Regions from separate parts of the Homo sapiens genome. Here region 1 is linked to region 2. Evidence: chromatin loops called from intact Hi-C (ENCODE). Cell type or tissue: Calu3. All regions are shown on one strand. Each heading gives the region's core, and the rest is flanking DNA. Links, peaks and the distances in the headings are about the cores only.

Region 1 (2,911 bases), core at 130-2,629, 68 kb before region 2:
ATTGTTCAATAAACATTTGCCACTCGCCCATGTGTAAGGTAGGGGGAAAGGTGAGATACAGTTTTTTTCTAATTTTCTCATTTGAGAAACACCTTCATGATTTTTTGTCCTATATTTACCACCTCATCACACTGACTTGCTTTTTGTTTGTTTCCTTAAAAAACATATTTTAGGCCCAGTGCGGTGGCTCATGCCTGTAATCCCAGCACTTTGGGAGGCCGAGGCGGGTGGATCATGAGATCAGGAGATCGAGACCATCCTGGCCAACGTGGTGACACCCTGTCTCTACTAAAAATACACAAATCAGCCAGGCGTGATGGCGTGTGCCTGTAGTCCTGCTACTTAGGAGGCTGAGGCAGGAGAATCACTTGAACCCGGGAGGCGGAGGTTACAGTGAGCCGAGATCGGCCACCGCACTCCAACCTGGGCGACACAGGGAGACCCCATCTCAAAAAAAAAAAAAAAAGAAGATAAAAAGTAAAACGTATTTTAAAAGGAAGCTTGCTATCATTACTGAACATGGAAAATCACTCCGTTTCCAAATTTACAAAGTGTAGATGTGATTAAAAATAAAACAACGTGGTTAAATTTAAAATAGAAAAAATAATGCATACGTGTTTAGAGAAGTGCATACCTGAAAACAAGTTCTTCAAGGAAAATGGAACTATTGACAATCCCTGGGAGACACCAGGAGAGGCTCCTGGTGGGTCGGGGAGTTCCTGAACGCCCTGAGTGCGGGGTCTCCAGGTCTGAGACAGAACGGCCCTGCTCAGGTCAGAGGACAGCTGTGATGAGTGAGCGAGGTGGCCATCCTGCCTTGCCCTGGACCTTGTGTAATATTTTGCTGCGTTTGGAGGATAAGGACAAGTGGTAGTCTGATGTGGATTAGGGCATGGGTTTCCTGTGGCTCCCAGAAAAAGGGACACACAGAATTGCAGTCCCTGCCCAGCTGCACCCAACATCCAGGTCATCTGTCACCAGGCCCAGGGGACAGAGCAGGTCTGTGCAGGTCTCACCACCCCTTCCTGTTGACTCTACCTCCAAGAATCCTCTGGGAAGTGTGTTCTTTACCGTCCTCCAATCCTGGTCTCTCCTGGTGCCCTGGGGAGGAGGCTGTGAGAAGATCAAGGTAACTGGACAACTCTTTGCACACCCCCAGGGGCAGAGTGCCTGCCAGCAGGACTTCCCAAAGCAGTCGCCAGGCTCCACGAAGCGGCGCTGATACTTTGGGGGCTTCCGCCTAGTGCAGGGCGGGGCCCGTGGGCAGGACCCTCCCCCCCCCAGGCTCCTCCCAGAAAGAGCGCGAGGCGGAGGGGAGGGGCTGCACGTTCCTGGTGTTTGCCTATTAGCGGGAACCATCAGCGGACAAGACACCCCCGTTTCCTGGACTCCTAGGGGCAGAGCCCTGTGAGAGGAGGAGGCACCACCTCTTCACCTATTCGCTGGACTTTGCCTAGTTCGGGCCGGGCAGGTCCGGGCATCTCGGCCCCACAGGCTTCTAGGGAGGAGGAGGGGCACACTTCTTTGTGACGTTTACCAGAAATGGGCGTGGCCAACGGAGAGACCTCTCCCACAGTAAGAAGGGGAGGGGCCCCACGCCAGTGTGGCCTTTTTCTTAAAACTGGCCAGGGGTCCTCACTAGGCTCCCCGGGGGCAGGGCGCGGTAGGGGAAGGTACCCTCTCTGTGGGGCATTTGCTCTGCTGGGAGAGGCTAGTTGTCCTCCTGAGACCTCCAATTCACGGGCTGCAGGCGGCAGCTCCTGTAGGAGGGGCTTTGTGGGGAAACCCTCTCTTTGCAACTTTTGCTCAGGGCTGGGCAGGGCTGGCTGTCAGACTCTGCCCAGGCGGGTCCCCATCACTTTGCTGGCTTTCTCTTGGTGCCCCTGGGGCCAGGGGCCAGGGTTGGACCCCACAATCTCCTGGGCTACAGGAAGTGCTGTTTAGGAAAGGGTGGAGCCTGCCCCCTTTACTGGGGGGCTTAGTGTAGAGCTTGGTGGCTGGACAAGGTCCCACCCCTCAGCCCCCTTGGGATCAGTATCTGGTGGGGTGGCGGGGGGCGGGGCACCACCTCCTTCTATTCTTTGCCTAATTCTGGGAAAGGCTGGTTGACTGGGCCCAGCCCCCCACGCCCCTTGGTGGAGGACTCAGGTGGGGAGGGGCATCGGCCCAGCTGCTCCTGTGAGGAAGCGGCGCTCCTTAACTGTTAGAGGAGTGGTTACAGTTAAAAGAGATCAATCTGCAGCGCCTCCCTCCTCCCAGTCGGCTGTCTACCTAGAACAACATTTTCTTGGAGCTTTTTGTCTTTGTGCTCCTTGGTGGTCCTAGGTTGGAGGGCCAGGGTGTTTAGGATGCAAAAGTAAACAGCATCCTTCCTCTTCCCTGGAATTCTGAGGTCCCTAGCCGCTACACCTTCTAATCTCCACATTTCAGAGCCTTCTGTGGGTTGCTTTCTGTTTTATGTCCAGGAGTTTTTGTTCTTTTTTTTTTTTTTTTTTTTTGAGACGGAGTCTCGCCCTGTCCCCCAGGCTGGAGTGCAGTGACGCGATCACTGCAAGCTCCGCCTCCCGGGTTCCCGCCATTCTCCTGCCTCAGCCTCCCCGGTAGCTGGGACCACAGGCGCCCGCCGCCACGCCCGGCTATTTTTTTGTATATTTTAGTAGAGACGGGGTTTCACCGTGTTAGCCAGGATGGTCTCTATCTCCTGACCTCGTGATCCGCCCACCTCGGCCCCCCAAAGTGCTGGGATTACAGGCGTGAGCCACCGCGACCGGCCGGAATTTTTTTCTTATTAGTGGGAGAAGAGGAGGAGAGTGAGCTTTTATTTTCTTCACCTTAACTGGAAGCCTGGTTGAGATGAGAAGCTTCTTACCTTAACAATACCCAGTTGACAGGAGAAAAGAAGGCAGCTCAA
Region 2 (2,911 bases), core at 157-2,656:
TTAGATTGACCAGAACCAGAGGGGTCTGAAGCTCTATTGACTCGAGGTGACTACTGATGACTTACAACCATGGGTTCTGTAAAACCTGATCACTATACAGTAAAGGGTCTCTACAGGTTGAGGATGAAAAGACCAATTTTAGTGAGGAACTACTTTCCAGAATGAATGGACTCCTGATTTAAGAGTCTAATCCAAACTCCTCATCATGGCCTTTGCAAGCTTTGCAGGATGCAGCCTCTGTCCTGTCCGCACTCTGGCCTCACCCCTCCCACTCACCCTTCACTCACCCAGCTCCTGTTCCTCTAGTCTGGCTGCTACTCACCACACTTGGTCTCCAGTGGTTACTCTAACTGCAATATTTTTCAAGATCTTCACATGCCCGAATCCTTCTCATCATTCAGGTATTAGATAAAATGTGACCTCTCAAAGAATATTTGTCTGAACACTCCATCAAAGTCACTCTCATGACCTCCTCACAAGGACACTTAGGAGGGTCCTGCATAACCCTCTCTCACTATCGTGTCTCCTGCTTCAGTTTCCTCAATGCACTCATTGATACCTAAAGTGATCCTTTTTGTCAACCTATGCTTTTTTTTCTCTATTTTAATAACAGGAACTCCAGAAGAGAAGGGCCTTTTTCCACTGTGTCCATTGATGAATCTTCATCACTGAGAATGGAATATGCCACATAGCAGATGCTCAATAAATATGTTGAATTATGAAACAAATTAAAAAGCACTTTTAGTCATATTCATGTTACCGTTAAGATTACCATTTGTTTGCAACTTCATTGCTTTCCCCAAGAGATACTTAGCATCAGTTAGGGATACTTTTAGCTGCAAGTAACAGAACAGTTAAGTAACAGTGGCTCAGACCAATAGGGTTTGTGTTTCTCACATAACAAACAAACAAAAACCTGGAGGTGGGTGTTTTCCATAATTGGTTTAGTGACTCAACAAAATCAGGACCTCAATTCTTACAACCCAAGTCACTTTTTCCTTTTGGTCTTAAAATGGTGGCTGCAGCTCCAGCAGTCATGTGCACAGTAAAGACAGGAAGGAGGTGGAAGAGGAGTCAGCAACAGCCGCAACTTCTCCAATTTACAAAAGACACGAAAGCTTTCTCAAAAGCTGTGTTATTTTCCCTCAGCAATTTCCATTTATGTCTCATGGGGCACCCTAGTGGCAGATGAATCTGGGAATGGGGTATTTAATGTTAGCAGCCTCTAGCCTGTAAATTCGGGTTAAGGAGAGGGTAAGGGCTTTGATGCGTGTCTACCACACCCTTTTTTTCAATTTAACGTAATTGTTAAGCTTAAGAGTCAATAAACACATGAAAAGGTGGTGAACATCATTAGTCATCAAGGAAATGTAAAATAAATCACAATTATGAAACTCTATGAGTCATCACAATGGCTGCAATTAAAAATCCTGGTGAGACAGGGAGTTGGCAGAGACGTGGAGTAACTGGGATCCTCCTGCTTTGCTGGTGCAATCAATACAGCAAGAGAACAATCACTCTGGGAAATAGTTTGCATGTTTCTTAAAAACGTAAGCATTCTCATCCAATATGATTCAGAAATCATGCCTTTAGGTATTTATCCAATAAAGATAAAAATATATGTGCTTACAAAGACTTGTGTACAAATACCCTGTTTTGTTTTTAATAAATGATAGTCTAGAAACAGCCCCCCACCAAACAAAAACAAAAACAAAAACAAAAAACAAACTATTCTTATATATACAATAATACGGATAAATCTTAAAAAACGTTTTGCTTAGTAACATAAGCCAGACACAAAAGAATACATACTGCAGTCATTGTCCTTCATAACAGGGACATGTTTTTTGTTTTATGTTTTTTTAGAAAATTTGTTGTTAGGCAGTTTTGTCAGTGTGCAAACATTATAGAGTGGACTTATATGAACCTAGAAGGTAGAGCCTACTACTCACCTAGACTGTATGGTGTCGCCTATTGCTCCCAGGCAACAAACCTACACAGGATATTGCTGTACTGAATACTATAGACAAATGTAACACAATGGTAGATATTTGTAAGGCTAAACATAGAAAATGCACAGTAAAACCACGGTATTATAATCTTATGGGACCATCTTTGTGTATGACATTATTATGTGGGCCATGACTGTATGATTCTTTATGTGAAATTCTGGAAAAGACAAATCAAGCCAATAGTGACACAACATGTCAGTGAGGCCCAAGGCTGTAGTTGCAAGAGTGTGCACAATGAAGGGGTGATGATGGAAGTGGTATATACGTGATCAGGCTCGAGCAGGTCCTGAAGGCACAAGTAAGTTACATGAGGAAGGGACTCAAATGCTCATGGTCTTCACTTCTGCCACCTGGCCTTCTCTCCCCCAGCTGGCACCGATGGCCTCGTGGGGAGTTTCCTATGCTCAGTTGACAGAGGAAGAGACGACTAGGGTCTTCTGTACAGATGGTTCCGCCTGATATGCAGGTACCACCTGAAAATGAACAGCTGCAGCACTAACAGCCCCTTTCTAGGACACCTTTGAAGGACAGTGACAAAGGAAAATCTTCCCAGTGGACAGAACTTTGAACAGTGCACCTGGTTGTGCACTTTGCTTGGAAGGAGAAGTGGCCAAATATGTGGTTATATACTGATTTATGGGCTGTAGCCAGTGATTCGGCTGGATGGTCAGGGACTTGGAAGAAGCATGATTGGACAATTGGTAACAAAGAAATTTGGAAAAGGGGTATGTGGTGGACCTCTCTGAATGGTCAAAAACTGTGAAGATATTTGTATCCCATGTAAGTGCTCACCAATGGGTGACCTCAGCAAAGGAGGATTTTAATAATCAAGTGGATAGGATGGCTTGTTCTGTGGACACCACTCAGCCTCTTTCCCCAGCCACCCCTGTCATTGCCCA

What was found. A loop is a pair of places that touch in the nucleus more often than their neighbours do. Peaks named below come from ENCODE experiments on the same cell type or tissue, not always from the same donor. Only the 100,000 strongest peaks of a DNase experiment are listed, where the experiment ranks them.
Region 1: it touches region 2 in a loop (7-fold over the local background); 3 of 110 quality-filtered maps call a loop at or near these places.

Annotation. Positions count from the first base shown.
Region 1 is chr12:125,982,166-125,985,076 of GRCh38, forward strand. It overlaps LINC00939 (long intergenic non-protein coding RNA 939), which reads right to left and starts at 1,209. Exons shown (of 6, transcript NR_034132.1): 1 at 1,039-1,209. LINC02826 (long intergenic non-protein coding RNA 2826) reads left to right here and starts at 1,358. Exons shown (of 10, transcript NR_183612.1): 1 at 1,358-1,575. RefSeq lists an enhancer at 1,089-1,776. In Calu3, for the core only: no CTCF peak of the experiment used is centred there; DNase peaks (open chromatin) are centred at 1,396 and 2,156.
Region 2 is chr12:126,050,569-126,053,479 of GRCh38, forward strand. No RefSeq gene overlaps it. Among named protein-coding and RNA genes, the nearest start is that of LINC02359, 44 kb to the right of the region's middle. RefSeq lists an enhancer at 765-1,964. In Calu3, for the core only: a CTCF peak has its summit at 1,182; DNase peaks (open chromatin) are centred at 253, 1,173 and 1,453.